Linked DNA regions of Homo sapiens: region 2 is linked to region 1. A link is a contact called in ENCODE Hi-C or POLR2A ChIA-PET data. All regions are on one chromosome and are shown on one strand. Each heading gives the region's core, a stretch centred on a gene start or an enhancer-like site at or near the end of the contact. The rest is flanking DNA. Distances are from core to core; before and after follow the strand shown.

What was found. Hi-C counts contacts between places; a loop is a spot of excess contacts on that map. ChIA-PET counts read pairs that join two places held with the same protein, here RNA polymerase II (POLR2A). Pooled maps may share reads with other maps.
Region 2: a loop to region 1 is called in a pooled map, with 3 times the contacts of the local background. The contact joins two enhancer-like sites. A Hi-C loop is called at or near these places in 6 of 50 pooled maps. POLR2A ChIA-PET finds 5 or more read pairs at or near these places in 4 of 52 experiments (BJ, H1, OCI-LY7 and 1 more).

What each region holds. Positions count from the first base shown.
Region 1 is chr1:32,708,423-32,714,034 of GRCh38, reverse strand. No RefSeq gene overlaps it. Among named protein-coding and RNA genes, the nearest start is that of SYNC, 8.5 kb to the right of the region's middle. RefSeq lists a silencer at 1,578-1,817. Within about 2 kb of position 1,619, at least 11 of the 41 ENCODE cell types and tissues checked have a DNase peak (open chromatin) inside an H3K27ac peak, as active enhancers do.
Region 2 is chr1:32,930,971-32,936,692 of GRCh38, reverse strand. It overlaps RNF19B (ring finger protein 19B), which reads left to right. Exons shown (of 9, transcript NM_001300826.2): 9 at 1-244. Among named protein-coding and RNA genes, the nearest start is that of RNF19B, 31 kb to the left of the region's middle. RefSeq lists an enhancer at 2,311-2,605 and a silencer at 2,311-2,605. Within about 2 kb of position 2,517, at least 15 of the 41 ENCODE cell types and tissues checked have a DNase peak (open chromatin) inside an H3K27ac peak, as active enhancers do.

The DNA.
Region 1 (5,612 bases), core at 370-2,869:
GGTTGCAGTGAGCCGAGATCGCGCCACTGCACTCCAGCCTGGGGGACAGAGTGAGACTGCATCTTAAAAAACAAAACAAAACAGCCGGGCGCGGTGGCTCACGCCTCTAATCCCAGCACTTTGGGAGGCCGAGGTGGGCGGATCACAAGGTCAGGAGTTCGAGACCATCCTGGCTAACACGGTGAAACCCCATCTCTACTAAAAAAATACCAAAAAAAATTAGTCGGGCGTAGGTGGTGCACGCCTGCAGTCCCAGCTACTCGCGAGGCTGAGGCAGGAGAACGGCGTAAAACCCGGGAGGTGGAGCTTGCAGTGAGCCGAGATCGCGCGCCACTGCACTCCAGCCTGGGAGACAGAGCGAGATACTGTCTCAAAAAAAAAAAAAAAAAAAAAAAAAAAACAAGAAATGCAAAAGAAACTCAGGCGACCATAGGACCACAGGGAGGGAGCGTCCTGGAAAAAGTGATATTTAAGCTGTGTTCTGAGTAACAAGCTTTAGGGCTTGGGGAAAGGGTGTTCCAGATACAAGGAGTGGCATGTGCAAAGGCTGTGGACCTGGGAGAGGACACGGGGAAAGGTTTTTCTGGAGAAGATGGCTGGATGGGGTTTTGGAAGCGGTAAGGAGAACAAACGGGGCGTTGCTTCAGTTTGAGGGATGTAGTGGGATTGGCCAGGGGAAGATTGCTGGCTTGGGCCTGCACCTGGGGACGGAGGGGCAGTTCCCAGAGGAGTCCAAGGAGCTGAAGGTGCTGCCAACTCCAGAGAGGAGTAGGGAAGCTCCGAAGAGGGGGTTTAGGGAGAGAGCTCCTGGACTGGCCTCTGGGCTGTGCTAGGGGAGAGAGAGACCCATGGAGGCCCGCGAGCCTGGGAAAGGGTCCCCAGCGTTCTCATTCCACAAAGGAATTCAATCAGAGCTCCCTCACAGGACAGAGGGAATTACGGTACATGCACTTCTCCTAAGTTGCTCATTTATTCCTCTCAAGAACTATAATACATTTCCCATTTGAAAACAAAGGAGGCTGGGCGCAGTGGCTCACGCCTGTAATCCCAGCACTTTGGGCGGCCGAGGCCGGTGGATCACAAGATCGGGAGATCGAGACCATCCTGGCTAACACAGTGAAACCCCGTCTCTACTAAAAACATATAAAAAAATTAGCCAGGCGTGGTGGCGGGCGCCTGTAGTCCCAGCTACTCGGGAGGCTGAGGCAGGAGAATGGCGTGAACCTGGAAGGCGGAACTTGCAGTGACCGGAGATCGCGCCACTGCACTCCAGCCTGGGCGACACAGCCAGACTCCGTCGTCTCAAAAAAAAAAAAAAAAAAAAAAAAAAAAAAAAGGAAGCAGAAGCTCAGAGAAGCCTAAGGGTACAGAGCGGGGAAACGTGAGAGACTGCTCTGCTCTGGATTCGAACCCAGCTCAGAGTCTAAGGCCTGGCACCTTCCCTGAGTCCCACAGCCTCCCAGCAAGCGCATGCGCCCTTTAAACTCCAGCAGCTCGCTATGGGTGGATCTGCGGCTATTATTGTTGTGTGTTCATTATCACTGCGGTGCTAAAGGACGTCCTTGATTCAGCTGGGACGCCGACCTCCCCACTGTCGGCGCGCCATCGGTCCTGAAAACTCAGGGCCCGGGCGGCCCCGCGCGGCTGCGGCGGAAAAGACAACCCCCGGGGCGCGGGGTCGGCGTGGCGGCGCCCCCTGGAGGCAGTGCTCGGCATTGCCCGACCTGGGGAGGAACGACCCTGAACGCAGCTTCCTCTGAAGCGGTGGCTGGTGGTCAGCACCGGGTAGGCCCCAATGGCTCCCAGACAGCGGTCCCAGAGGGCAGGGAGAAAGAAGGAAATAAAGAGAAGAACACTTATCAAGTGTCTCTTGTATACTGGGCAAAAGGCTGGGCATTTCCTGCACATTTTCTCATTTAACGCCCACCCAATCTCATTTCCTAGAAGCAGAATCAGGGGGCCAGGCGCGGCGGCTCACGCCTGTAATCCCAGCACTTTGGAAGGCCGAGGCGGGTGGATCACCTGAGGTCAGGAGTTTGAGACTAGCCCGGCCAACATAGTGGAACTCCGTCTCTACTAAAAATACAAAAATTAGCCTGGCGTGGTGGCAAGTGCCTGTAATCCTAGCTACTCAGGAGGCTAAGGCAGGAGAATTGCTTGAACTCGGGAGGCGGAGGTTGCAGTGAGCTGAGATCCAGCCACTGCACTCCAGCCTGGGTGACAGAGTGAGACTTTGTTTCAAAAAAAGAAAAAAAGAAGTGGCCGGGCGCTGTGGCTCACGTCTGTAATCCCAGCACTTTGGGGGGCCAAGGTGGGCAGATCACGAGGTGAGGAGATCGAGACCATCCTGGCTAACATGGTGAAACCCCATCTCTACTAAAAATACAAAAAATTAGCTGGGCGTGGTGGTGGGCGCCTGTAGTCCCAGCTACTCGAGAGTCTGAGGCAGGAGAATGGCATGAACCTGAGAGGCGGAGCTTGCAGTGAGCTGAGATGGCACCACTGCACTCCAGCCTGGGTGACAGAGCAAGACTTGGTCTCAAAAAAAAAAAAAAAAAAAAAAAAGGAAGCAGAACCAGAGAGGTTAAGTAATTTGCCCGGAGACACAAAACAAGTCTGTGGCCATGCCTGGGCCCCTTGGGGCTAAGTCTGAGGATGGAAAGGCTGCCAGATTCCCACTAGACTATAAGTCTCTGAAAGTCAAGGTTAATGACAATGATGTGGATAACACATCATTTATTCGTGGAGGCAGTGTATTGAATCTTGGGTGCCACCATTTCCTCTCTGTGTGACTTTGGTCAACTAAGTTGCATAACCTCTCCAAGCCTCAGTTTTCTCATCAGTAAATGGGCTTTATTACAGGCCCCATGTTATAGGGCTGTTCTGAAGATTTATTGCATTAAAGCAGATAAAATGCCTTCTAGCCCAGGTGCAGTGGCTCCGGCCTGTAATCCCAGCACTTTGGGAGGCCCAAGCAGGCAGATCACCTGAGGTCAGGAGTCTGAGACCAGCCTGGCCAACACGGCGAAATCTCCTCTCTACTAAAAATACAAAAATTAGCCAGGCATGGTGGTGGGTGCCTGTAATCCCAGCTAATCAGGAGGCTGAGGCAGGAGAATTGCTTGAATCCGGGAGGTGGAGGTTGCAGAGAGCCAAAATTGCGCCACTGCACTCCAGCCTGGGTGACAGAGCGAGACTCTGTCTCAAAAAAAAAAAAAAAAGACTAGTTTAGCATCTGGCTTGCAGTAGGGGCTCAAGAATATAGCTAACATCATTTACTAATTTGGCCACTATTTGTTTTTTCTTTTCATTCTTTATTCTCTTCTATTTGTCTTATTCATTACTATACTCTTCATGAACACATCATTTGGCCACTATTTGTTGAAAACCTAGGGACAAGGGACACAGCCATGAAGTCATACAGATATAGGTCTTGCTTTAATGACTTACTGTCTTTGTGTTCTTAGGGTTTAACACATTGTCTGGCCTAACAAATGGTGAAGTGAATGAATGAGCGAGTGAAAACACATGCTGTAGTCAGCCAGCCCCTGGTTGCAGCTTCAGAGAGAGGAAGCAGGAGAAAGGGGAGTTTCAAAAATAATAGTTAATTATTTCTTGTTTTTGTTTTGTTTTGAGACAGAATTTTGCTCTTGTTTCCCAGGCTGGAGTGCAATGGCACGATCTCGGCTCACTGCAACCTCCGCCTCCTGGGTTCAAGCGATTCTCCTGCCTCAGCCTCCCGAGTAGGTGGGATTACAGGCATGCACCACCATGCCCAGCTAATTTTGTATTTTTAGTAGAGACGGGGTTTCTCCATGTTGGTCAGGCTGGTCTTGAACTCCCGACCTCAGGTGATCCACCCACCTCGGCCTCCCAAAGTGCTGGGATTACAGGAGTGAGCCACCGCGCCTGGCTGTGTTATCTAATTTTACAGAGAAGAAAACAATTTCCATGAAGTGGAGTGACTTTCCTAAGGTCACACAGCAAGTAAGCGCTCCAAAGCTTGGATTCATACCCTGGCTCTCTAGAAGCAGTAGGTCAAGGCTGGGTGCGGTGGCTCATGCCTGTAATCCCAGCACTTTGGAAGGTCAAGGCTGGAGGATCGTTTGAGTTCAAGAGTTCAAGACCAGCCTGGGCAACATGGTGAGATACCCCTCTATCTGGCTGTGATCTGTACAAAAAATAAAATATTTAGCCGGGTGGGGTGGCACACACCTGTGGTCCCACTGATCATACCACTGCACTCCAGCCTGGGCAAGAGCAAGACTCTGTCTGAAAACAAAAAACAGAAGTGGTGGGTCTGAGGGCCCTGCCAGGGCATCTCTGTACCACCCTCCTCCCACCTCTAGACGGGTTGCTGGAGCTCTTGGCACAAAGAAAGTGAGCAGAGGCCAGGCGTGGTGGCTCATGCCTGTAATCCCAGCACTTTGGGAGACCCAGGAGGGCGGATTGAAGGTCAAGAGTTCACGACCAGCCTGGCCAATATGGAGAAACCCCTTCTCTACTAAAAATACAAAAATTAGCCAGGTGTGGAGGCAGGTGGCTCAGGAGGCTGAGGCAGGAGAACCCAGGAGGCAGAGATTGCAGTGAGCCAAGATCATGCCATTGCACTCCAGCCTGGGGGACAAGAGCAAGAACGCCGTCTCAAAAAAAAAAAAAAAGTGAGCAGAATGGCCTCCACCTGCATCAGTAGTAATGGGGAATGTGCTACTCTCAGCTTGGAGAGCAGCTCCACTTCCAGTGGCTCATGTGTTGAGCCTCACATTTGATTGCATTTCACAACAACCCTGTGAAGAGGGTGTTAATTGCCCATTTTGCTGAGAGGGAGCTGAGGTTCAGGGAGGTTGGTTTCCCAGGGTCCTATAGGATCTGCTCTGGGGTCTGGTAGAGACAGCTGCCAAGGCCATGCCTCCCCTGCTGCCCTCTGGTGCCTCTCCACTTCCCAGCTCATCCATCCATTCCTCCCACACGCATGTCCACTCACTCACAGTCCCCTGCCTGCCCCATTCTACCAGCCACAGAAACTACAGTCCTAAGACAGAGGGACCCCTTGGGTGGGGACCCTGCCTGGAGTGGCACCCAGAAGTCTTCACTCGAGATGAAATTTGTTCACAACTTTTCTGATTCTGGTTTTTGGTGCGTTTTTTTTTTTTTTTTTTTTTTTTTTGAGACAGAGTTTTGCTCTTGTTGCCCAGGCTGGAGCACAGTGGCACAATCTTGGCTCACTGTAACCTCCACCTCCCAGGTTCGAGCAGTTCTCCTGCCTTAGCCTCCCAAGTAGCTGGGATTACTGGCATGAGCCACTACACCCAGCCAATTTTTGTATTTTTAGTAGAGACAGGGTTTCACCAGGTTGGCCATGCTGGTCTCGAACTCCTGGCCTCAGGTGATCCACCTGCCTCAGCCTTCCAAAGTGCTGGGATTACAGGCGTGAGCCACCACGCGTGGCTCTAGTTTTTGTATTTTTATTTTATTTATTTATTTATTTGTTTATTTATTTATTTTTTTTTTGAGACAGAGTCTCGCTCTGCTGCCCAGGCTGGAGTGCAGTGGCGCAATCTCAGCTCACTGCAAGCTCCGCCTCCCGGGTTCAGGCCATTCTCCTACCTCAG
Region 2 (5,722 bases), core at 1,268-3,767, 220 kb before region 1:
TGGTCACAGGTTTTTGCCCAGGGAAATTCTGAGAAATTCACAATTTCTTACCAGATAAAACATGAAAAGTTTGCCGTTAGTTCCCCTCCCCTCCCCTCCCTCTTTTTAGTTTTAATTTATTGGTTAAACTGATGGCAGCAATCCATGAGGTGTGTCAAAGAGTGTACATATGTATGTGTGTATATTGAATGCTAAACATATTACTGAAAGACACATTTTAATAAAGATTTCTGTCATAATTCAACTTACCTCATTTTCCTTGGCTTGGATAGTCCCACAGAGCCAAGTGTTTGAAACAAAGCACCATCTTTGACAGTCTCTAGACCTGAATTTTTCTAATCCAAGGGAAGAAGGATTGTATTCAAATCCAACCGCAGTAGTCATCTATAAACCTATGACTCCTAGCATGACAGGAAGCAAAGCTAGGCTTGTTTTGGACTTTGTAGTCAGGCTGAAGAATTATTAGCTGAGTCAGCTGAATAGGGAAGCAGTAGATTAAAACTAACTTTGTTTGCCCTCTAGAAGCAACTGTGCAATTTACTCTTAAAACTTTGCCCTTTTCTGCATTATAGTCACTAGTAGTCATATGCTTCAGAGGAGAGAAGGAGTGGCAGTCCCAGGTAGCTCTTAAGAGAATTCTCAGTGGTCAGGCATGGTGGCTCACGCCTGTAATCCCAGCACTTTGGGAGGCCGAGGCAGGTGGATCATTTGAGGCCAGCTGTTTGAGACCCACCTGGCCAACATGGTGAAACCACGCCTCTATTAAAAGTACAAAAATTAGCCAGGCGGTAGTTGCGCACGCCTGTAATCCCAGCTACTCAGGGGGCTGTGGCAGGAGAAGCGCTTGAGCCTGGGGAGGCAGAGGTTGCAGGGAGCCGACATCACTGCAACTCCAGACTGGGTGGCAGAGACCCTGTCTCAAAAAAAAAAGAGTTCTCAGTGAATGTTGCATGGTTACAAGTTGGAGAACAGAATATTCTGTTATTGGAGGAAGAAATACACTGATGCGCATAATCACAAAGCAATGACATAGGTGTTTGCTGTGTTCTCAGGTATACCACTCCGTGTTCTGATAAACTTTCTCAGTTTTGCTAATCTGGTTTAAATAAAAGGGACTAAAATCTGAGATTTGTAATGAAAGGAGGGGGTATGCCCTCAAAATCTCTGAACATATTTATCTGATCTTACAAATTTGTCAAAATTGAGCTAAGTTTGTACTACTTGGAGTTTTGCCTCTGTGTAAAATAATGTCCTGGCCGGGCACAGTGGCTCACGCCTGTAATCCCAGCACTTTGGGAGGCTGAGGCAGGTGGATCACCTGAGGTCAGGAGTTCGAGACCAGCCTGGCCAACATGGTGAAACCCCCGTTTCTACTAAAAATACAGAAGTTAGCCAGGCCTGGTGGCATGTGTCTGTAATTCCAGCTACTCGGGAGGCTGAGGCAGGAGAATCGCTTGAACCTGGGAGGTGCTGGTTGCAGTGAGCTGACATCACCCACTGCACTGCAGCCTGGGAGGCAGAGGGAGACTCCATCTCAAAAATAAAATAAAAAATAAAATAATGGGCTGGGCGCAGTGGTTCACACCTGCAATCCCAGCACTTTGGGAGGCCAAGGCGGGTGAATCACGAGGTCAGGAGATCAAGACCATCCTGGCCAACATGGTGAAACCCCGTCTCTACTAAAAATACAAAAATTAGCTGGGCGTGGTGGCGCACACCTGTAGTCCAGCTACTCGGGAGGCTGAGGCAGGAGAATCACTTGAACTCGGGAGGCGGATGTTGCAGTGAGCCGAGATCGCGCCTTTGCACTCCAGCCTGGGTGACAGAGTGAGACTCCGTCTGACAAAATAAAATAATGTCCTTAGAAGTGAAAGCTTATATACAGTATAGCAAGAAAATTAGAAGACTCGTGAAACCTGATGTCAGATTCCAAATCTTAGAGTGACTTACTTTGTATGAGTCAGTTTCATGCCCCTAACTTCCCCAACTTTCAGATCTTATTTATGTATTTAGAGACGGAGTCTGGCTCTGTCCCCCAGACTGGAGTGCAGTGGCATGATTTTGGCACACTGCAACCTCAGCCTCCCGGGTTCAAGTGATTCTCAAGTCTCAGACTCCCAAGTAGCTGGGATTACAGGTGCATGCCACCACACCCGGCTAATTTTTGTATTTTTAGTAGAGATGGGGTTTTGCCATTTTGGCCAGGCTGGTCTAGAACTCCTGACTCAAGTGATTCCCCCCACCTCAGCCTCCTAAAGTGCTGGGATTACAGGCATGAGCCACCTCGCCCGGCCCTCAGATTGCATTTAAAGAGCTTCCAGTGTCAGACCTCTCTCACCTTAGTCCTGGGCCCAGAGGAAAAATTGAAATCCTCCTTTCCCTGAAGACCAGATGACTTTCTGTTTCCTTTCACAGATGCACTTTTGTCTTCCTGGCCAGTGTTTTACTACAATGAGGATGGCAAGTCTGGACAACAGCCAGCTTAGAAGATTCTTATCTCTTGGGCACTGCAGCCAGACTTCACACATTTCCCTGCACCTAGGACAGGAAATGCTGTTAGTGGACTTTGGATTTCTGGAAGAATGTTCCCTGAAGGGGGCGTGTACTTGTGTGAAAAAGAGAACTTGTTGGAAAAAGAGGCAGACAGCCTGGAGATCTCTGAAACGCAAATTATCAACTCAAAACTTGGAATTCTCTTGAAGCCTCGAGAGAACAATTCACTTCTTTGATAAAATCAAAGAAGTCTGTTGGAGGGGCAGTAGTTTATGGCTAAACCTATATTTCTTATCTGGGTTCCACTTACTACAGCTGTGAGATTTGGGCAGTTTACTCTGAGTCTGTTTTCACTTAGCCAAAATGGAGATGATGATCCTAGTTAAGGGGTTGTGAAGACTGAGATGGTATACTGAAAATGTTTTTGGTAAAGGCCCATGTTTTTTCCTCCTGCAGGAAGAAGAAGAAATGAGTTAAAGGAGATTTTAGATATCATATAAGAAAGGAAGCCTAGACCTCTAGGCCAGAGGCTATGAAAAATTTAAATTTATTCTAATCCTTAGCGACACTTTAGTAGATGAAAAGGCCCATCATCACCACCTAGAGGCGAACACAAATAATGCATTAGAAAAGTTACAATAGCTTGGCCGGGCGTGGTGGCTCATGCCTGTAATCCCAGCACTTTGGGAGGCTGAGGCGGGCGGCTCACAAGGTCGGGAGATCGAGACCATCCTGGCTAACACGGGTGAAACCCCGTCTCTACTAAAAATACACAAAATTAGCCGGGCGTAGTGGTGGGCGCCTGTAGTCCCAGCAACTCGAGAGGCTGAGGCAGGAGAATGGCGTGAACCCGGGAGGCAAAGCTTGCAGTGAGCTGAGATTGCGCCACTGCACTCCAGCCTGGGCAACAGAGCGAGACTCCGTCTCACAAAAAAAAAAAAATAATAATAATAGCTTAGAAAATGGAGAAAGTTTAATTTCCTCTTCATACAGCCTTCATTCATTCTGAAATACCTACCGCATTTCAGGTATAAGATGTAGCAATGACTAAAATACAAAGTTCCTGTCCCCATGGAACTTAGACTCTTAACGGGGGAAGGCAATCAGATATATAACCTGGAGTGAGGATAAGTAATCTGTGAAGAAAAACAGGGAAGACAGAGTGGTAGATAGTGCTACTTGACATGACCAGGTTGGTCCTCCTTGATAAGGTTCCATTTTATTAGAGACTTTAATGGAGCAAGGAAGAGAACTATGTGAATATCTAGGGGAAGCACATACCAGACATGAGGAATAAACTACAAAGGCCCTTTGGTAGAGCATCCTTAGTCTGTTTCCAAAAAAGCATAGTATAGAGGCCTATATGGCTGGAACAAAGTGGACCAAGGTGGGGAGAGTAGTGGATTAGGTCAAAGACAGCTGGAGCAAGATTGTGTAGATTAGCCAAACAACTCTGAAGACAAGGAAATTTTAGATTTCTTTGGGCCAGGAGGAGGTAATCTTCAGCGCCAGACAGATGCAGTGCTTGCGGCCAGCTTTCAAAAAGGTTGAAACTGGGAGGGGCATGTCTGATCACTAGTACTACTTGGACAGGCCAATGTGAAGAAGCTTGTGGATATGGTAAATGAATACTCATTTATGCTCACCTAATGTACCTTCGTATGCTGCAGAGGCTGGAAAACTAAAAACTTCATGTCTTAGATTTCCTTGAAACCAAGGTTCTGAATGTAACCTAAGGTCAAGTTTTGCCAGTTAGATGCACAAACAAGATGTGGAAGGAGGAGTGATTCAGGGGTTATCTTTAGCTACTTTGGCTATTGCTCCTGCAAGATGTAGAGACCTTAGGTTTCTCTTTAACTGCATTCTAATAGCCATCAGTAGCTTTGTGGGTGTTGAAGGGTGTCTGGATCCATAGATAGCAGTTTGCGATATGTTTTCTTGTAGTCAACCTGTAGTGGCCTCCTAATTGCTCATCTCCCCTATGGTGGCAGAGGTAGCAGCTCACATGGAAGGCTAATTCCAGGTCTGGGAATCGCCTGGAGGCCCAGCCTATGGCCATGTTCCCCAGGCTTTCCAGTGCTTTTGTAAGCACCTAATTTACCTGTGTTGAATCCTTTTCCACTTAAAATTGGTAGAGGAGTATTGTTTCCTGCAGTTACTGAATCCTGGCTAATATAGTATTTGGTTCCAAAAGTGGTTACTAGTAACAGGCCCTCAAAGATGGGCTTCTTAGATTAGTTATGACTAAGCTGCATTTGAATGAAATGTAGATCTAGTCACCATTGGAAAATGATAAACTGGTAGGCAAATTGCTTACACCTGTGGTCACCTGAAATGAAATGTCTTTTGGAGAAAAGACGTTGGCACCTCAAAGGGCTGCCATGATAGATCATCATGTAAGAAATGGGGACAAATGATGGTGACTACACTAGAGGGGTTAAAGGAAAAAGACAAAAAGCTCAAAAGTTTGACATTTGCAGCTCAAGGCATAGTATGGGAGAGACCCAAAAGAATTTTATCTTTTGTAGCCGCAAGGCTCATGTACATCAAAATCAAAGGGAGATTCTGGATCACTGAATTACATACAACATAAGTTGAATTCGTAGCTTTACCAGGCCTCTTATGTGAAAATGGGGCTCTGAAATGAGCAATGGGGACCCTTGAGTGGATTTGGATAAATCCTAGTGCTGTCAACTCACAAACTCTACTTCTTTTAACCAGCAGAAGCAGCCATTCTTCCCCTTATAGATATGGCTGGTTCTGCTGCTTGAAGACCCTGGGGTAGTTGTCTTAAAGGGGAATACTAATACTTCTCGTGTCCCACCCCCTACCCCTCCTTGCTACCAGCTCTAACTAGAGTCAGATCCCAGTATGCTTCTGGAAGGCAAACCCAAAGTCTGATCTGAGAGACTTACAGAAGAATTGTAAGACTTTGCTAATTTGTATCAGCAGAAACAAGGGGAAAATGTGTAGAGTATATTCCAAAGATGTTGGACCAGGAAGATAGGAATATACATTTATTTTCATTTGCATTGAATTTATCAATATGGGGGTACTAGAGGTTCTGGACTCAGCATATTGGCTTTAGCAGCTAAGAATTTTTTTTTTTTTGGAGACAGAGTCTTGCTCTGTTGCCTACGCTGGAGTGCAGAGGCGCAATCTCGGCTCACTGCAACCTCTGCTTCCCAGGTTCAAGCAATCCTCCCACCTCAGCCTCCCAAGTAGCTGG